2 separate regions of the Homo sapiens genome follow, and region 1 is linked to region 2. Evidence: read pairs that join two places in POLR2A ChIA-PET (ENCODE). Cell type or tissue: MCF 10A. All regions are shown on one strand. Links, peaks and the distances in the headings refer to the core of each region. The heading gives the core; the rest is flanking DNA. Region 1 overlaps ZDHHC6 (zDHHC palmitoyltransferase 6). Region 2 has its middle 13 kb from the start of ACSL5.

Region 1 (10,905 bases), core at 1,480-9,479, 74 kb after region 2:
AGGGCAGCAGAGCAGTTTTTCCATAAGGAACTAAGATGAACCTTTTTAGTCAGCAAAAAGAAAAATGCTTTAAGTAAAAACTGATTATACCCAACATCCATTGATCTTTATTTGATTTGACAAAATCTGCATTTTTAAAAGACAGGTAACAAAATCTGAGGTTATACTGAATCTGACAAATTGAGTTCTATAGTATCTAGAATATCATATAAGAAATATCAACTGAGGGAAAAGAGAAGTACCACATGCAGATGCTCCTGGCAAGGGGGGAACTGTATCTGCAGGTGAGGTCCAGAGTGTGCAGTGCATAAGAAAATCCTACAGAAAATGCCGTTAACTTACTTGGATGAAATGTTTTTCCTTTGAGGGGGAGGAAGAGGTGGTAAAGAGGGGCAGGAATTCAAAGGCATATGCAGAATGGCTTCTCCATTTCAAAATGGTAATAAAAATATTTAAATCATGGCACTAGGGCACCTTTGAGGAAAAGAACATCTTAACCAGAGTAGGCTCATTGCATAATTCTTTAGTAATATGTACAATTTTCAAGTAATTAAGCAGACTTAAAGGATAATTTTGTTTTAACAGCAGCTATCTATTTTTCTTCTCCCCCTCTGGGGCTTGATCTGTTTCAGCATCACAGGGACACTTTTCCACACATTTTCTAGGGAACCAACCCCTTATTCTTGAAACACCTGAGGGAGAAAATGAAATTGAGGTGAAATAGTCTGATGGATGACAGTGACATTACTGAAAGCAGTAAGTCCTATTACTTCAAATTAATAAGCTTGTAGTTAGACTTTTATTCCCCACTTTGCTATCTATTATAAGCACAGTTTGAAGGGGAAAAAAATAAGATTTTTAAATGTTCATAACAAGCTAGGAACAGGTATTTCCCAAATTTGATGATCCCGAATAGGGACTAATGTGGTTAAAGACAGCTCCTAACTAGAGTCAGGGGGAACTCGGTATGGGTGTTTACTTATATGTGTATGATCAGGAAAGGTGTTTTTGGCACACCATCACACTGTCTTTTCCAGGGAACTATCTTCTTGTAGTCTTTGTAAATTTCCTTTTTAGACTTTTTCTAACATATATATTTCTTTCTTTTTTTTTTTTGAGATGGAGTCTTGCTCTGTCACCTAGGCTGTAGTGCAGTGGCACGATCTCAGATTACTGCAACCTCTGCCTCCCGGGTTCAAGCAATTCTCCTGCCTCAGCCTCTGGAGCAGCTGGGATTACAGGCACACACCACCATGCCCGGCTAATTTTTGTATTTTTAGTAGAGATAGGGTTTCACCATGTTGGCCAGGCTGATCTTGAACTCCTGACCTCAGGTGATCCATCTGCCTTGGTCTCCCAAAGTCCTGGGATTACAGGCATGAGTCACCACACCTGGCCTAACATATACATTTCTATATCACGGCCGTCATAAGAGGTTAATTTATGATTAACCCCAACTATTTTTTAAAGAACATCCCGAGCTAATCTTTACTTTAAAAAGAAACAATTATAAAACTTAAGAAAAAAAAAAACACAAAGTTTCAATCTACTGGTTTTTATAACAACTTAAGAGAAATGCTCAAAGTGGGGGCAGCAAATAGTACAGGGGTTTGGTGCATAGAATCTGGAGTCAGACTGCTTGGGGTTAAGCCCTAGCTCCATCTGTTTTCAGTGCATAGCTATGGGCAAGTTGCCTCTCTGTGCTTCAGTTCCCTCAATCAAATATAAATAATAGTGCCTACCTCCGAAGTATTTTGGGGACTTCTACACCTTAAGGGTAGCACTTATACAAGTACTTTTCGCATAGTTATGAGCTCAAATGTTAGCTATCATTAAAAAGACCTGAAAAATACAAGAGCTATAGAGAAATATATAAGGAAGTTCCTTTTGTTGCTTAGTGATATACCCTTCTATGCAGTTCCCCTAATGCATTAGGCATGATTGGTTTATAAAAGTTATTCTTGTAAAATTTGGAATTATTGCTAATAGTCTTGTCCTTTAAACATGCCCTTCCATTTCCATACCTTCTATAAAGGAATCATCAAGAATTTTGTCTCCATATAACCAGTATCTGAAATATTTAAAAGATGAAAATTAATTTTTTAGGCTAGATATTAATTTTGTCCTTGAAGAAGAAATGCAGTACTTCCTATTACTTACCGTAAACCTCTTGTGGCTAAAATGAATTCCCCTTTTTGCAGCTGTATTCGAGGCTCTTCGGTGCAGGGACTTGTGAAGAAGGTTTTGATTCCTTTATTCAGAGGGCAGCAGGCACCACTATAATCTTCTATTACTTTATAGCGAACCTGTCGTCAGTGATCAGAAGAAACCTTTAAATATTCACCCATGATATCTGAGTTTTAAGTCTGAATTTCAAATTTTAAAGCAAGATCCAAAATATCCAGTGACAAGCCTTCTAGTTCCCCTTCTAGGGGAACCTCCCAGTTCCCCATCCACCTAGTTCCCTGGGAGGCAACTAATGTTTCTAGTTCTCAAGGCTTTTCTTACTCCTCTTTTCAAGCCCATAGCTAAGAATTAGAGTTAGAGCAGGGCTAAGAACATTCTGCCATGATGGAAATGTTCTGTATGTGTAGTATCCAATGCAGCAGCACTTGACACATGTAGCTACTGAGTGAGCACTTACAATGTAGTGAATGCAAACAAGAAACTGAATTTTTAAATTGATTTAATTTTAACAAATTTAAATAAAACAGCCACATGTGGCTGGTGGCCATCATATCCAACAACATAGTTGTAAGGATAGGTTTCACATTAAGGAGCTGTATTGAGGATAATTATTTTCCTATGTTGGCAATATAAATGGACTAAATTCCTCCCAACCTCTAGTCCCAATTATTTAAATAAAAACAAAAGTTAACTGCATCAAATTTCAACAAATGTATTAAGGAATACTATTTAATAAAGGCCAACAATTGGTTTCTAGTCAGTCAATTAAAAAAACTGTATGGAAGTACAGAGCCTAACAAAAGAAAAAAAAATTACCACTGCAAAAGAAGTACTTACACTTCTGACTCTCTTATCTGCTTTTTGTTTCAACTGTTCTATCTGTTTGGAAGAAATAAAAAGAAAAAAATGAAGTCTCTTGTCTCAATGTTGAAAAATCGCCTTTCCTCATCAACTGTCAGAGTGATATGGCAAAACCCCAATTTTCCAGCATTTCAAGTTGCTGATAATTTAAAGGCCACAGGTTGTTTTAGCATGGAAAAAAAGGCCCTATGCTAAGAACCAGAGGCTGAGAGTGAGGTTTTCTTCTCGCTATTCACTCTCTAATGTCCTCATCTGTGTATATTCCTAGAGTGCTTACTGTGGCCCAGGGATCAGGGAGTATATTCTCCGCCCTCATGAAGCTTCTCAGGTGAAAACACTGAGATTCACTGATTCTGTAGAGACATGGCAGACAAACTACAAATGAATAATGAAGAACATTTAATAATGAAGTTGAATGAATAAAAGTCATCATAACTTAATTTGACATAGCTACTATTAAATAGCACTATATTAGATATAATAGGAGAAATAAAGATAACTCATGATCTCTGTCCTAGAATCTTATGAAGTTACAGATATAAGATAGCAGAATTAAATAAAAATATGAGACTTCATGAGCTACCATAGAGTAGTATGTGATTAAATGTCACATTCAGATGAGTCTATGGGGGTAGGTTAGACTTTATGGAAGAGGTAAGACTGGAACGAGTCTTAATAATTTTAGATAGAGTGGAGGTCATATAAGATGGAAAAAATTGTGGGCAAAGTTGGGTGACAGGAATGTATAAGGAATTCATATGCTACTGTAAGTTGGAAGGTAATTTTTGGCCAGATTTCATAAAACTATGTTAAGGGATCAGGACTTTATCTCACAGGTATAGAGAATTAAGGAGATATTGAAATAAAGGGAGATACATGATACAAGGAGTGCTTTAGAATTATTAGATTCATTTTGACATAGTGAAAACATTCATATTACTTATTTTACTACAAAATGTCACTTGAGTTGAGGGGGAGTTAAGGGAAAGAAGGCGAGGCAAAAAGGAAGGGCTATTTGAACAAAAATACTCACTGTTAAGCTGTATTGGTGACAGCCTTCTCTTACTGGCCACTCAAGTCCATCTCCTTCAGGGACCCCTGACCACGTAAATACCTGTTTAAAGTTCCTCCATCTACTTCCCATATCATATGGAAAAACAAAGACTTCATCTAGTTGATAATACTGAATTCGATCTTTAGCCTGTGGGTAACAAAGATATAAGATGGCAGGTGCCTCTGTCTAAGTGGCCTGCAGTAATATGTTATTGAGAACACTTATTTCTCAAGTTTCTAACATTCATAAAAATACTTCCTCCTTGCTGTAATATTAGTGTACATGGAAGCAATAGACAACTTCATCACAATATAGGAAGAACTTGATATAGAACACCAGCCTTGTATGTGATTACCTAGGAAATATCTGACAGGGTTTCTTTAGGAATAAGCACTCATAAAGGCTTATTAAAAGTTAGCTAACTTTATCTCATACATAAAAAGTCCTCAATGCTCCTAGTTGTTCAGCAATACAAAACAATTCAGGTATATAGAAGGGATGCAGATAAACAGATTCAGGAGAAAGGTAAAGGTTTATTCAGGATGGAACCGTTTTATTCAAGATAGAACTGTTTTGTGGGGTGCACCAGAATGTAACAGTTGTATCAGAGGGTAACAGTTATATCCTGGGTGGCAGTGATGCCCATGGGAATGACCAGGAAAGGTGTAACAGGAGAGCTGTTTTATGAAAAACATTTTTTAAAGCTAGCAGATATATACAGGAGATCTTCTTTCTTTTTTTATACTATCACACATGTACACATAACTCATTTATATATGCATTTATATGTACATGTTATGCATGTACATAACTATTCAGCTTGCATATATTCCAGGCATTTAAACTGTTAGCTTTAACTTGAGGAAATAAATTGGCTTTGGATTTCTTAAGTTCCACTGACACCTAGTGGTACAAAGATACATTATTTATTTTAACAATAAGTATACAAATCCCTTCAAATTTGTTGTATATAGTGTCTGGTAATTTCTATACATTTCCTATAAATTTAATATGGTCATTTGTTTGAATTTTTTACTCAGCAATAAAGTGCCCGTTCTGAAATAATTTCTAGTCTATGGCCATACCATTCAGCATACTCAATCTCATCTGAGGTAATTTCTAAATGTAGCATGGCGGTTTATAAGCAGCCTTGGTCATCCACAAAAACAAACAAAAAAATGTTAATCTAATGTCAATATATTTATTATGCTTATTAGAAATGATACTTTGAAATATTTGATTATCAGGGGACAATGTTTTATGGAAAATGTTGCAATTATTTGTTGAGTGATATTAAAGTTAACTATTTACTAAAATAATTATTAAGCTATAATGCATATGAATCTATTAAGTTATATAAATCCATCCTCCCCAGAAAGTAAAGAATAATTTCATTTTCTTTTTTATAAACACAGCTTCAGAGTCTTCAAAATGGACTGAATTTCAAAGAAAAGAGTTCTAGGCTATTTACAAAGAAAAACTGGTAAATATAAGAGAATTTATAAAATGACTAAGACATGTCTTTGCCTAACAGAAACACTCAATGAAGTTAGGATTCTATCAATATTGTGTGTTAAAAGGTGATGAAGGGGTGTGGTAGATGCTATGGGAAAAGGGAACAAAGGAAACAAAAAGTACTTAGCCAAGTCTAGGGAGTATCCAGGAAGGGTCCTTGGGAGAAACAATACCTTAACTAAGTCTTGAGAAGCAAGAAATCAGGCAAAAAGAGAGGGAAGAGCATTCTAGGCAGAGGGAACAACATGTGCAAGGATACAGAAGCATAAGATGTACAAACTATGAGTAATTTAGTATCAAGTGTGAGACAGGGTAGAGAAGGGTAGGAAATTAGGCTGGAGAAGTAGATAAAAAGAAGTCCGCCAGGTGCAGTGGCTCACGCCTGTAATCCCAGCACTTTGGGAGGCCAAGGCGGGTGGATTACTTGAGGTGAGGAGTTTGAGACCAGCCTGGCCAACATGGTGAAAGCCTGTCTCTACTAAAAATACAAAACTTAGCTGGGCATGGTGGCATACACCTTGTAATCCCAGCTACTTGGGAGGCTAAGGCAGGAGAATCACTTGAACCCAGGAAGTGGAGGTTGCAGCGAGCCAAGATTGTGCCACTGCACTCCAGCCTGGGCAACAGAGCGAGACTCCGTCGCCAGAAAACAAAAAAAGAAGTCATAAAAGGTCTTACTTATGTAGAAGCTAAGAAGCTCAGACTTCAACCTGTACATCAGTGGTTCTCAAAGCATGCTTTATAGATCACTTTGAGTATTCAGGACTTTTTCTTGCTGGTCAGCAAGGCCAAGCTATTTTCATAATAATACTGAAATGTTATTTGTCTTTTTGTTGCATTGACATTTGCAATGGTGAATAAAACTGTTGGCATCTTAGCAAAAACCAAGGCAGTGGCACCAAACTGTGTTGGTAGTCATTATGAGCAATTCCATGTAAGAATGTCCTTGATGAAGCAGTAAAAATTGTTTTTAAATATTAAATCTCAACTCTCAAGGAGATGTCCTTTATTTTTAACAGTCTGTGTGACAAAATGAGAAGTATACATAAAGCGTGCCCAAGTAGAATGATCATCTCAAGGAAAATAGTTGTTAAGCTGTAAGCTAACAAAAGCTGTAGAGCCAGCTTTTTTAATGTAACACTATTCTTATTTGAAAGAATGAGTAATATAGCAAACTAAGGTTATTCAGACTTCAGGACTTGGTGAACATTTTCTCAAAAACGAACAGTCAGGCAGTCACTTCAAGGGAAATGACTGACAGTATGGGTTAATAGTAAAAAATTAAGGCTTTCAAATGTATACTAGAATTACAAAAAAAAAAACCTTGTATCTACCACTGTGAGCCTGACAGCTTTCCAATACTTAAGGATTTTTTCTCATAAAAATGATATATTGATATACGTGAATGCAATTTTGGGATATTGTATAATGAAAGGTGTTTAACGTTTGCAAAATCTACATAACACAGTAAACTAGTATTTGCCAAATGACCGATGCCTGATGTTACATAAAACCACATACTGGTAAAAGATTAATTCAAAGAGCAAGATAGACTGATGAGTTTTAAAATAAAAAGGTATAAAAATCTTATTGATAAGAAATATCACTTGTCAAGTTTTCAATGTAATACGGAAGAACATCCACTATTATCATGTAAAAGGCCTATTAAAATATTCTATCCTTTTCTACCTACTTATCTGTGTGAGGCTAGATCTTCACATACTTCAATCGAAGCAACATATCTCAACAGACTGAATGCAGAAGTGAGAATCCAACCATCTTCTCTTAAGTCAAAGATACTAAAGAGATTTGTAAAGATATAAAACGATGCTATTCTTCTCCCTATTTTGTAATTTGGAAATTGTGAATATTCCCCTGTGGCAACAATCAGCTTGGTCTGCCAGGCAATTCTTTGGTATACAGGCTTGCTCCCCTTCATGGACGTTATCTGCCCAGACCCTGCAGGTATTTGGGTTTCAACCCCTGCCACAGGAATGGTGAGGCTCTGAGAAGTTTTAAACACAGAGCAGGGTAGTCAGATTTGTGTTTCATGCTAGAATCACAATGGACAGTATGAAGTATTGGACATTGTGAGGTCTGTGACAAGCAAAATGTTAGGAGCTTCATTGAATGTCTAAAACACTGAGAAAAACCTGATGGCAGTTTGGTAGGGTGGAAGCTCCTTTCCAAATGGGCTGCTTTCTCCTCTAGTCTAAGAGACAACAAACAGATGGTTTGACGTGTGGCTTAGGCCTCTGCGACCACTCAGGGTGTATGAGAAGCACCTTTCTGTGGGAGTTACAGAATGAACAAAAATGTTTCCTATATTCACCTTTTATGTGGCATGCAAATGACTTACGGTAGCCATTTGGCAGCCATGTTTTCACTTTTAGGCACTTTTCGTTAATCCGGTCTAATAACAGACTTTATTAATATTCAGGACTTTACCAGTCCTTTATTAATATACTTTTTTAATATTGAAGAAACAATTATTAAAATTTACCTTCTCTTCAATCCATGACTCAATAGAAGTTTTGTTTCTGAGAATTATTTTCATCTGGAAATTAAATGATAGTAAAATTTAATAATGCGACCTTGGTTCCTTTAAGATTATCATATTCATAATTCTCTGAGATAGCTTTTATTACTCCATTCCATAGACAAAGATACCAAGGATAACAGAGGTTAAGTACCACAATTACCATGTCATCCGTCTGACTCCAAAGTCCTTGTTCTTAACTACTGCACCACGGTACCTCTCCGTAACAATGATTACACCCATCCATAATCAAATCTGAATCTAGTATGTTAATCAAACTTTATGTCATAAGTACTATTTTCAGAGCAAGGTTTAATAAAACATTGATATAATCCATTTAATCAGTGCTTACTTATAATTTGCTATTAAAATCTTTTATCACTATTTTTAACTAACTTTAAATTTACGATTAATCTATTTATGAGAAGTAACAGTGACTCATTTCAGTCAACCTCAATATTTCACTTGCCTTAAAAATAATGAATGTATTCAGTCTTTATTCTATTATTTGATTTTCCTAGATATGACTGATTCCACATATATAGGCTTTTATATTATAGGATCTTAGTTTATTTCTAATATGATTCTAAATTAGAGGCATTGGGGAAAATTTTTCAAAGAATTTGGTCCCAGGCTAGTAGACGATAATAAAGTATAAACAAAACCAGATTATTTTAAAACCAAGAGTTCCCTTAAAGTCTGGCTGTGCCTTCAGAGAGACAGTGTAGTATGTTAGAAACAGCCTTGGTGGAGGCTGCAATAAGCCGAGATCGTGCCATTGCACTCCAGCCTGGGCCAACAGAGCCAGGCTCTGTCACAAACAAACAAACAAACAAACAACAATAAAAAAATAAACAGCCTTGGCCCAGGAGTCCTCATCATATTCCAAGGGCCTAGCATAATACCTGGCCCACAGTAGGCCTTCAATGAATGAATGAATGAATTACGTGAATGCAATAAGTCATAAGAATGGTTTTTGGGCCGGGCACAGTGGCTCACACCTGTAATCCCAGCACTTTGGGAGGCTGAGGTGGGTGGATCACAAGGTCAGGAGTTCAAGACCAGCCTGGCCAAGATGGTGAAACCCCGTCTCCACTAAAAACACAAAAATTAACCGGGTGTGGTGGCAGGTACCTGTAATCCCAGCTACTTGGCAGGCTGAGGCAGAGAACTGCTTAAACCCGGAAGGCGGAGGTTGCAGTGAGCTGAGTTCACGCCATTGTTCTCTAGCCTGGGTGACAGAGTGAGACTCCGTCTAAAAAAAAAAAAAAAAAAAAAAAAAAAAAAAAAAAAAAAAAGAATGAAAAAGAATGGTTTTTGGTCCCTTCAGAGCCAGGTCCTCCTCCTCTGTGTTCTCATAGCACTGTGCACATAAATCTATGATGTACATATGGCCCTGTATTAGTTAACTGTTTAATATTAACTGTCAGTTCCTAAGGGCAGCTACCTCTTCATTATCATTTATGCAGCCTTAGAAATTAGCAAAGTGATTCATCAGAGTAGGCTTTAAATAGCATCTTTATCATAGGGCTGTTATGGAGATTAAATGAGCTAATACATGTAAAGTGCCTAAAACAGTGCCTTACACATAATAAGTGCTCAATAAATGTTAGCTATATTATGATTACTATTATTAAATATATACTATTATAAAATAACATTAGTGTTTACCAAGTACATGAATGGGTGACATTGGGTAAGTCACTTAACCTTTTTGAGAATCAATGAATTAATCATCTGTCGGGAAGGGAAAATGTTTACCAAGTACATGAATGGGTGACATTGGGTAAGTCACTTAACCTTTTTGAGAATCAATGAATTAATCACGTGTTGGGAAGGGAAAACAGTAAGACTCCTCTATTGGGGTGGATGTGAAGAGCAAGAGAGACTGTACAGGTGAGAAGAGCTCTCTCAATTCTGAAGTGCTCCAGAACTTACCTAACTTGAAGTTAGCATTTTAAAAACTAAATCAATACCTAGAAATTCTGGCAAAATTAAATCAAAATTATCTGACGAATACAAAGGAGATTAGTTACCTAAATGAAATAAGCAAAAATAATTTCCATTTCATACTGGACACTTAAATACAGGCTTTGTCTCTTTCTTGTGCAATCAGTCCCAACAACTTGACACTTTTGACTTGAGGTAATTGAGATGCTTACCTGGATAAAAAACAACATCCCAACAGCTATGGTTGTTCCTAAAGCTAATCCCAAGGCAAACAAGGTGGTAGCAAATGCAGCTAATCCAAATGGAACAATTGGAAGAGGATCTCTCCGGGCTGCACTCATGTCGATCTTCACTGTGTTCCACCCAAAGGAGAGCTATCGCAGCAACAATAGCACACGCACAAAATGTTTGGTTATGGTAACTGGTCAGACTCTACTGTGACACGTAAAACAACTTGATCAAAGAGATAACAACGTGGCCCTGTGGCCAACGCAAACACAGCTATTTTTATTTTATTTTATTTATTTATTATTTATTTATTTGAGACGGAGTCTCACTCTGTCGCCCAGGCTGGAGTGCAGTGGCACGATCTCGACTCACTGCAACCTCCACCTCCCAGGTTCAAGCAATTCTCCTGCCTCAGCCTCCCGAGTAGCTGGGACTACAGGCATGTGCCATCACACCCGGCTTATTTTTTATATTTTTAGTAGAGACAGGTGTCACCAGATTGGCCAGGCTGGTCTTGAACTCCTGACCTTGTGACCCACACCGCCTCAGCCTCCCAAAGTGCTAGGATTAC
Region 2 (10,905 bases), core at 1,388-9,387:
CATGGTGGGGCACTCCTGTAATCCCAGCTACTCGGGAGGCTGAGATGGAAGAATCGCTTAAACTTGGGAGGCAGAGGCTGCAGTGAGCCAAGATCATGCCACTGCACTCCAGCCTGGACAACAGAGCATTAAAAAAAAAAAGAAAGAAAGAAAGGCTTTCTTTAAAGAGAATGTTAACTCTTCTAATTACATAGACTAATTGCATCTCAAAAATGATATTCAAGATCTACACGGTTATTGTTATAATAATGTGATCCTTGTCAGGAGATTACTCAAATCTGTACCATCATCTTGAAGGCCACCCCTTCCAATGGAAACTTAAAGTTTCCAGAGGCTATATATACTCTACCTCAGCTGCTTCTGGGCATGCTGGTCCAAACAGGGCAGAAATCTGTTCGTTCTGGACCTGGTTGTTGAAAATAGCAAGAGACTCCTTGGTGCTGCAGGCTGAGTTGGTGTAAGTGGTGAAATTTCCAAGGTCCACTAGCTCTGAGTTGACCTTGTCCATGGCAATCTGGAGGCCTGCACCCAGCCTTTGCATGCTGAATGGATGGGAGATGTTCCAGGGGGTCTGGAAGCCTACGGTGAGTTTAGCAGCCTCAAGGCAAGTCACCAGCACACTGGCAAAGAGCATCAGAACTAGTGTTGGGTGCTCAGCATGACATTCAATCCCTGAACAGAGCCCAGACTCAATTGGGGCCTCAAGACATGGTTTGAGAGCCATGGATGGCATGTAACACCTGTGTCACTGCAGAACTGTGAGAGGCTCAGCCTCCTGATTACTCACGCCAGGAACTTACATGACAGTGTAGAGTTCCCCGAGGATCACAGCTTGCTTTCTATTCAGTGCCATTAATTAACCGAAACTCTCCCTTTTCTGAGTCTGTCTTAATACCATCTAGAAGCAGCAGCCTTGCAGAAGGAGGCCAAGGCAGCTAGTCAGCAGGGTCCTGGTGATTGATCCAGTGACATCCCTGACAAACTTCACATTCCTGGGCAAGTCACATGACCCCTCTGTCCCTCTCCACCGGTAAAATAAGAACCACAGAAATGACTCAAATGGAGTCAGATGGCCCGGGCTGGAATTCTGACTCCATCACACATTAGTTGAGTGACCTAGAACATATTACTTCCCCTTTCTATGCCTTAATCTCCTGCTCTGTAAAACAGGGATAAAACTGTAATAAGGTCTTCCGTGAAGTGATATGGTAAAGATTAAAAGAGATCATACAAGACTAGCCCTTGGCAAAATACCTGGGCAAAGAGAGCCAGTCCATCAGTATTAGATTTGACAATGGTGTTGATGATGATGATGATCCCAGTAATAGTGATAATAATTATCACTTCCTGATTCCATCTTCTAGGAAATTTTTATGAAATAAGTAAGCTTATGGCTATAAGGTTTACTGAAAGGTTGACACAGTCTGTATCCCTCACCCAGGCCTTTAGGGCGCTTGAGATTGGTTATTGATGCATGAAATACTAACCCTCCCTCTACACAGGTCAGGGCAAGGAGCTGGGGGCAGCTCTCAATTGTCTGAAATATCACAGGGATGACAGGACCCTTGAGAAGCCATTGCTACTGCCAAGTAAGATGGCCCAGCTATCAGCCAGGAAAATCCACATGAATATAAAGGGTTGAATTCCCACCTACTGTGGGCTTGCTTTCTGATTACTCTGGCAGGGAAGGGGCTGGCATCTCACGTTCATCTCAGTATTATGTGAGCACAGTCGACTCGCTATGAGTCTCAAGTCTTGATCTAAGGACCACCTACCTCAGTCTCTCCTGATGGTTAGAAATGAAGATTCCAGGGCTTCACTCCAGACCCTCTGAACCAGAATGTTTTGAGGTTGCTCTGGGAATCCATGTTTAACAGGTCCTCATATATCCCTAAGTACACTAAAGTATGAGAACCCCTGGCAGACTGAAGTGAGAAGAGGGAAAGAATAGCCAATAGCTATTCTCTACTTATCTTCCTTGAGGAGCAAGCCCCCAGGATGGAATTAAGGAGACTTAGCTTTGGCTATCTCAGAGGGCCATTTCTAAACCCATGGATTAGGGGAGTTGCTTTTCTCCAAACCAAATTCATCATAACTGCTTCTTCACTGACCTGCAGTTTCTCTGTCTCCTCTGCTAGGACGGCTTGGAGTCAATTTGCAAAATCATCTGAGTCCAAAAACTCACTGGAACCATAAGCAAAATCCCATGAATCATTTTTGGCTCAGATGCTTACATGATGTTGGACAAGTCAGTTAAATCTGTGCCTCAGTTTCCTGAAAGTCAAAATGAGCAGAGTAACACCCCTCCTGGAAGGATGCTATAAAGATACTGTGAGATTGCATGATTACTTAGAATGGTGCCTCACAATTATTAGGAATCAGTAAAGGAATTCTGTTAATAGATGTGTCATTGCACATGTCATGGTCTCAAAACTAGAACACTGGAAACAATATGTTATCTATGCACTTTTTGTTCCCTCCCCCACCTTCCATATGTATACTTTCTTTGATTTGTATTCCCACACTGGGTCATTTCTGATTCTTTGTGTTTACAGATTGTCTTTGTCCTGAGAATCTTTGAGCCAGGTGACTGTGTGTGTCTTTTTTGGATCCTAATATTCAGCACAGTATTAGGCCTCTAGACAAGCAAATTAATATTAATCATAACAAGTATAAGTATTTTGTATTCTTAAATGCTTACAAGTGAGCATGGTCAAAACCAGAAGAAAATACTGATGATGTTCAGTGTTGTTGGGAGTTTAAGAAACAGACATACACTGGCTGGTAGGAATGTTCATTAACAGCAGTTCTTCAATATGCACCAAACTTTAAGAATGTGTGCATATTGGACTCAAAACTCTAATTTGGGGGATTTATTACAAATAAATAAAATCATATGATCAGATTTAAACACAGTGTTATTTCTAACAGTCAAAATTTAGACACAAGCTTCATTGTCCAACAGAGAGACCAGGATAAATAACATGTAGTGAATTCATATGACTGAGTGGCATGCAATCACTAAAAATAATATTTTATATATGTAGAAATACATATAGATATATTATGTATATTTCTATATATATTATATATATATTTCTATATATTATTATATATATATTTCTATATATATATATATTCCTGGGGGCCCTGCTGAGTGATGACAGCAAATTTCTCTTCAGTTCGGGCTTACAGGTTCCTAATGGGAACATTCCTGAAGGTAGAGCACACCGTGTACTCACTATTCCAGAAATAAGAGCAAGTAAACGTGTCTGTGACCTGTCAGGGTGTGAACCGCAAACATAGATAAATATGTATCTATTTATCTATATAAATATGTATCTATATATATCTCTATACATATATATCTATATATAAATAGATATCTATCTATATATCTATATATAAATATATATATATTCTCTTAGAAAGATAGCCGCAGTGTATTGCTAACTGATGAAGCACATCATACAATAATATATATTAGTATTCCATTTTGTTTTTTTTTTCAAAAGGAAAGATTACATACAACAAACCACTAAAAGTGGCTCGCTCTGTGTCATAGGAATTAGGGGTGGTTTGTCCTTGCTTTGTTTATATTAATTTTCATTTTTTGTCTTAATCTCTTTGCAATAAGAAAGAAAAGTGAATATTTTAATTAAAAATAAACCCTACAGAATTGTACTTCTGAAGGATCAACACAGAAGGCTAAATTCATACTGCCTTAATCGCTCAGTTCAGGAGCACCCCACACTTACAGACACCTGGCTTACCTCCGTAGGCCCTAATTATTCTCTGCTGAGCTCAGCCCCTTCCATTTCTCCATTGCCCTCAGAGACAGAGATGCAGCGGTTCAGGTAATGGCCATTATGAGCTGGAAAAGCATTGCCATTGTTACTAGCCCAATTTGTGTGATGCCTTTGATTGGCTGGAATGGAAAGCCTGAGGTTAAAACCAGGTTGGGGGGCGGTGGGTGTTGTAAGGACTGTGGCTGCTGGAGGGGGCACACTGTCCTCTATTTTGCTCCCCAGCCCTCCTTCCTTCTAGGGGATTCTTAGGCCTAGAAGTTACCCTTATGATTAGGAGAGGCCATGCTATTTCATCGGATGGTGCTTTGGAACAGAAGTTGTCTGTGCGTGGCCAGCAGAGGTTCAAAGTGCAGCCCCCTCTGCCTGGGGTAACTCTTTAATTCCTTGCTACTTTGTCCCATCTCTGCTTCCTGAAGAGACTATTACCGAGGGAGGGTTCTTTCTGCCTGATTTGTGGCTTCCTCAATAGTGACCAGCCTAGTCTATAAACTAGATGCAAGGCCAGCTGTTCGGCGTCCTAGGTCAGATAAGATGAGCTGTATCCAGGATGGTGGGTTTTAGTAAAACCTCTAGCAACTTTCTAGCTCTCCTTCCTCCAGCTCCCTCTTTCTGCCTGCCTCCCTTCAATTTCTAAATCAGTGGCCTGATCAAGTTTAGGTGAAAAGTAAAGGTTTGGCATGTTTGGGCTCTACTTCTCCCCCAGGGAAAAGGTGAGAGGCAGAAAAAGGTGCTTGACCTAAGTGGAATGCAATGCGATGAGCCTGTGATCACACTGGGGGAGAGGCAAAGGGAGCACCTACCGGTGCATTCCTGGAAAAGGCTTCAGCAAGTCCGTAAGACTACCTGAGCGTCAGTTTCCTTATCTGTGAAATGGGAAAAAGGCAGAGGGCAGAGAGCTCTGACCTTACCAGCCTCCTGCCCTAAGATACTAGGCCTCTGGTGGATTCCTAACAAATGGAAGACAGTATTCCTGGGGGCCCTGCTGGGTGATGACAGCAAGGTTCTCTTCAGTTCGGGCTTACAGGTTCCTAACGGGGACATTCCTAAAGGTAGAGCACACCGCGTACTCACTATTCTAGAAATAAGAGCAAGTAAACATGGCTGTGACCTATCAGGGTGTGAACTGCAAACTTCCCCTTGTGTTCTCAGCTCTTACAAACAGCTATGGTGCCGGTTCTGAAGATGCAGCTTCTACTAAGCAAAAGTTTGAGGAGCCAGAGGAAAGCAGAGTTAAGATCAAACTGGAAGATCATGGCTCTTAGGGCTGCAACAAAACAAAATCCCCAGGATGCAAATCCTGTCAGTAATGATGCACACAGGCACCCACGACTCCTACAAAGCTGAGGATGAGGTGTGGCCTTGGCTGACTGACAAGAACGCTCTGGTCTTGTTTCTGAAAACGTTTGTGCCAAGAGAAGAAAATTCCTCCCTCCTGGAAGCCCTGCCTGTCTCCTCTGTGCTTCAGTCATCTGCTATTTATCCTGTGTGGCTGAAACAGACTTTCTCATACCTTTGTCCTAAAGGAATGAGTCTTTGACACCTGAACAAATTTGAGGCTTTAAGCAATACTTTAAACAACGAAGTGTTCTCCCAGATATCACTATAATCTCCGGGGTAGCAGGCTAGTCTGGCCTAAATGCCAGATTTCTGAATATTTATTTCACAGTCTCTGTTCCTACTATTTCGTAGTCTCTGCTCCTCCTCCTGCCCCCATTATGCCTTGGCATGAAGAGCAAAAACTTTCAGAGGTTGTGAGGAGGAGAAGCAACCACCTGCTCCAGGTACTCAGTATTCAAAGATACGGAATGACTAACAGTGATGCCATTAATTCCAAAGCCACTTTCCATAAAATTTTAGGTTTGCCAAGACACTTTTGCTGTCATAGTGTCCCAAACACTGAGCAAATAAAGAATGTGTCCTGGCCGGGAGCGGTGGCTCACGCCTGTAATCCCAGCACTTTGGGAAGCTGACGCAGGCAGATCACCTGAGGTCAGGAGTTTGAATCCAGCTTGGTCAACATGGTGAAACCACATCTCTACTAAAAACACAAAAATTAGCCAGGCATAGTGGCAGATGCCTGTAATCCCAGCTACTCAGGAGGCTGAGGCAGGAGAATCACTTGAAACCGGGAAGCAGAGGTTGCAGTGAGCAGAGATCATGCCAATGCACTCCAGCCTGGGCAACAGAGCAAGACTCCTCAAAAAAAAAAAAAAAAGAAAAAATATGTACTAATCCATCTTTCTCTGGTGATGACACACTCTTGACCCACAGAATGTTTCTCCATCTGTGTAAATTGGCGACCTTTGTGGCACTGGGCTTGGCATCTGGCAGCTTCTTTCTGGTGGATAGCCATACATCTAAAGTGAGACAGGATGTCCCTGACTCCTCCGCCCTCTCCAGTTTCTTGTCTGGAGAAACCAGGAGCCCTCCCACTTCCTGGCATTTCCTCTCTGCTCCTGGTAAAGGCTCTTGAGCCAAGCACGTGGTGTGTCTGTCCCCAGGCTGTGAGCCCAGGGAAAGAAAGCTTGCAAGGCAGAGGATAATATCCTTAAAGGCTTGAAAAGGAGGGAGGTGCTGACATCCCCCCAGAATACTGGTATTCCTATCTATGGCACAGGAACCCCGGCTTCTCCCACTACCTTCCTGTAGAAGGCAGTGTCGCAGAATGGCTGTAAGCACAGGTTTTGGAATGAGAAAAGCTGGCATGGACAAGTTATGTATTATCTGAACCCAATTTCCTCATTCGTAATTACTCTGACAACCTTTTGCAAGGATTAAATGAAGTAGTAAATGTAAAATACACAGCATAGTGCCTGGCATGTAACAATAGCCAGTAAGTGGTAGCAGTTTTATAATAAAGGTTTATTGCTCCAGGCAAAAGATCATAAAGTCTGTTGGATGGATTCTGTGTTGACCCTAAGGAACAAATTGCTGCTGCTGCAGAAACCAGAGGAACAGGTAAAAGATGTTGCTGGGACAGGTTTCTGAAGATGCCTGGATTTATAATTGCTAATATATACAGGCATATACATAGTTTTCAAGCATTACATGGGATGATGAAGCTCTGGCTGGTTTTTAGGGGGAAAAAAGTTCTCCCAGAACAATTACAACATGTTCATTGCTGCCACTGGGCAACACTACCTTTTGCTTATATTCTGTAGGCATTAAGTCAAAGGGCCTTTGGTTTCTTTGTCTTTTTTATTTTTTTTAGACTGAGTCTCACTCTGTCACCCAGGCTGGCGTGCAGTGGCGTGATCTTGGCTCACTGCAACCTCTGCCTTCCAGGTTCAAGCTATTCTCATGCCTCAGGCCAGGCTGGTCTCAAACTCCCGACCTCAAGTGACCCGCCAACCTTGGCCTCCTAAAATGCCGTGATTACTGGCGTGAGTCACCACGCCTGGCCAGGGCCTTTAGTTTCTAAATCAGCACTGTCCAAAAAAATAACACGAGTAACATATATTATTTAAAATTTTCTAGCACACACATTTAAAAAAGTAAAAATAGCAGTTAAGATTACTTATCAAGAGTATCCTAAATATTATAATTTCAACACATAATCAGTATTTTAAACATTGAGATTTTATGTTATTTTCTTTATACCACATCTGGAAAATTTGGTGTGTGTTTTATACTTAAACACCTCTCAATTTAGACTTGCCTCATTTCAACTGCTCAGTAGCCACGTGTAGTTAGTGGTTATAGTATTGAACAGTAAATTTTCACTCTGAGCCACCCTTTTAATCCCCTGGGAGATAGCGATGTTTCCTATGGGGTGTTGAAGGTTCTGGGAATTTCAACTTGACACCTCTCTCAGTGGCCTCAGTTCTGTCTATCTGATTCTTTAATGCTCTTTGGAAGCTCTTGCTGATAAAGGAACAAGCTGCCTACATCATGACACTGAGAATAATATTTATTCAGCATACTTAAAGCCTGAGATGGGGCCGGGCACGGTGTCTCACGCCCATAATCCCAGCACTTTGAGGGGCCGAGGCGGGCAGATCACCTGGTCAGGAGTTTGAGACTGGCCGGGCCAACATGGCGAAACCCCTTCCCTACTAAAAATACAAAAATTAGCCCGGTGTGGTGGCAGGTACCTGTAATCCCAGCTACTTGGGAGGCTCAGGTGGGAGAATCGCTTGGACCTGGAAGGCGGAAGTTGCGGTGAGCTGAGATCACACCACTGTACTCCTGCCTGGGCAACAGGGCGAGGCTCCACCTCAGGGGGATAAAAAAAAAAAAAAGGCTGAGATGGGGCTGTTCACGAGCACATCCCGAGGGTTGAGGGTGATCAGTGTCTACTGGCCCTTCCATGTGTCATGTGTCATGCCCCACCCATTGGAAAGCTCAAATCTAAGGCTGAAAGGCAATTTGCTTTGGGTGTGTGGTTCAAGAAAGGGGAGGGGTGCCTGGGGTTGGGGGAGCTTTTTATTGTAATCTGGGCAAACAACATTCTTGTCAGCCAAGTGCTCACACTTGGGTAACACTTTCTTCCCACGAAGAGTAAGCACGTGTTCTCAAGAGCATGCATGCCCAAGCAATTGATATCAGCAGCTACAGTTAAGAGAAAGAGTTGCTGCCATCGCTGAGCTGTGGGGTCAGCTTCTTCCTCATACCCTGTGATGTTCCCATGGTGCAGGGTTCACTACAGGGCCCAGAATGGAGCTGTGAGCCCTTGCCGCATAGCAGACGGCTAAGAAGAAAGAGCTAGGGGGTCGCACAGCTGGGACCCGTGGAGCATTGGCCCCTCCAGTGAAGTGAAGCAAGGCTCTGAGTTGGTAATGGGCTCTGCAGCAGGCAGGATGTCCAGGCTGCTAGGGACCCCTTCTCGAGGGGGCCGGACCCTTGGCATCCGGTCCACATGTCTGGTATTGGGTCTGGCTTCCTGTAGGGCAATGGGTCTTAGTTTTCTTTGAGAGACCAGTAAAAATTCTGAAAAGAAACGCATATATAAACACACCAGTTTGCTAGGGGGTCTTGGAACGGATGGTACGCAGTCACAGATATGTGCTTGGGCTCTAGACTCAAGACCACCTAAGCTCAAAATCTGACTCTGAGACTCAGCCAACTGTTAGCTGTGTACCTTGGAGGTTTAATTAGGCTACCCCCTAGCTCTTTCTTCTTAGCCGTCTGCTATGCAGCAAGGGCTCACAGCTCCATTCCGGGCCCTGTAGTGAACCCTGCACCATGGGAACTTCATGGGGCATGAGGAAGAAGCTGACCCCACAGCTCAGCGATGGCAGCAACTCTTTCTCTTAACTGTGTTACTTGGCCTCTCTTAGATTTTCCTCTCCTTCTAAATAGCAATAAAAACTTCCATAGGGCTGCTGTGTGATTAAATGCGATAGTACTTAAATGTAGTGTTGCCACCACGCGGTAGGAGCTCAGTGATGTTCGCCATCATGAAGGCCTTCAGAGAGGATCTGGCATGAAAAACTTGAATCACTGCCCTGTAAGTTGTACTTTGAGTGTCATTAGCCTTTTGAAATATCAGATAACCAGGGAAAGGGCGAACATGAATTTCTGTGGCTGATTATGACACCCTGGTTATGAGTTAAGGGACTTCGCTCCTTCCTTCTCATATCTCAGTACACAGATAAACTTCAGAGTCAACTCTGCCATGTGGGAAGCTAAAGGTCAGTGCAACACAGCTCTGTTTTTGCCCACTGCATGCCATCACAACCTCTGCCCTGCTATTCAGCTAACTCCAGGAAGGGACATCTCCCCTCTTTCTTTGTGATCCATCATTGTGAAGTTAACAAGAATAGATCCAGCCCATAGCTCTAGGTCTTTGCTTCTCTTGCCTGTTGAGTCATGTTGTTTGACTTGAAAAGGCTTGACGTAGAGGTCAAAACAGCCTAAGATCCTTCCTAAATAAGTGTTTCGCGTGCTTCACATGTCCCAGCTACTGCAGACATCATGAGCTTTCCCTTTTCTCTCTGGTCCTCACATTTCTTCTTTGCCCTCACCAAAAATGCTTATGGTAAGCATTATTTTGTGACTGTTCCATCATCTTAATCCAGTGAAATATTCTAAAACAAAAGATCTAGAGGTTTAAGATGAATCTTCTAGATTCTGAGGTCAGAGGTTATATTAAAAGGAGAAATCTGGGGCCGGGCATGGTGGCTCACATCTGTAATCCCAGCACTTTGGGAGGCCGAGGCGTGTGGATCACTTGAGGTCAGGAGTTCAAGACCAGCCTGGCCAACGTGGTGAAACCCTGTCTCTACTAAAAATACAACAACAAAACAAAATTAGCTGGGTGTGATGGCAGGTGCCTGTAATCCCAGCTACTCGAGAGGCTGAGGCAGGAGAATTGCTTGAACCCAGGAAGCAGAGGTTGCAGTGAGCCAAGATTGTGCCACTGTACGCCAGCCTGGGCAACAGAGCGAGACCCTGTCTCAAAAAAAAGGACTTCATTAGGTTCAGTGGTCTCTGGAATCTGGACATATTCACTAAGACCTTTAAGTAACATTTGGTTGCTCTGCCTGACTCGTCTCAACCTGCTGTGAAATCTGCTTTGCAACCAGCTGTGCTTCCTAAAGAAAGGCAGATTTTCAGAGACAAGCTGCAAATCACTTGGCTTTGCAAAATCGCCTGAAATTATTAAAAAATAACACTTGGCCCCACCACCGTCATCACTCTGTTACCAAGCTATAGGATCTTGGGAAGGGATGTCATTTCTCTGAGCTTCTATTTTTCTTGTCTGTACAAATCATAACTACCTTCCAAGTGTATTGTGAGGGTCAAATGAAGTGTTTGTCACAGGACCTGGCTCCCAGCAGCCACTGGAAGTTTGGATGTTGAAAGTATTGTTCCCACTCAGACCTCACAGGTTTGCTAAGAGGCAAACTAGAAGCATTTTATAAACCGGGAGGAGCTATGTGAATGCATGATGGCACTATGTAAAGTTAGTCTGCTTATATTGTCTGTCTTTCTCTGCTTTCTAAAACATGGGGGGCTGGGTGCGGTGGCTCACACCTGTAATCCCAACACTTTGGGAAGCCAAGTCAGGCAGATCACTTGAGGTCAGGAGTTCAAGACCAGCCTGGCCAACACGGTAAAACTCCATCTCTACTAAAAATACACAAAAATAATA

What was found. Peaks named below come from ENCODE experiments on the same cell type or tissue, not always from the same donor. Only the 100,000 strongest peaks of a DNase experiment are listed, where the experiment ranks them.
Region 1: POLR2A ChIA-PET joins it to region 2 with 17 read pairs; 12 of 35 experiments call an interaction of 5 or more read pairs at or near these places.

What each region holds. Positions count from the first base shown.
Region 1 is chr10:112,430,216-112,441,120 of GRCh38, forward strand. ZDHHC6 (zDHHC palmitoyltransferase 6) reads right to left here. Exons shown (of 11, transcript NM_022494.3): 5 at 10,319-10,480; 6 at 8,121-8,174; 7 at 4,082-4,249; 8 at 3,025-3,066; 9 at 2,161-2,306; 10 at 2,025-2,071; 11 at 85-692. The coding sequence ends at 589. Among named protein-coding and RNA genes, the nearest start is that of ZDHHC6, 11 kb to the right of the region's middle. In MCF 10A, for the core only: a CTCF peak has its summit at 4,970 (motif pointing left); no DNase peak of the experiment used is centred there.
Region 2 is chr10:112,355,872-112,366,776 of GRCh38, forward strand. It overlaps the pseudogene GUCY2GP. Among named protein-coding and RNA genes, the nearest start is that of ACSL5, 13 kb to the right of the region's middle. In MCF 10A, for the core only: no CTCF peak of the experiment used is centred there; DNase peaks (open chromatin) are centred at 5,180, 6,210 and 7,160.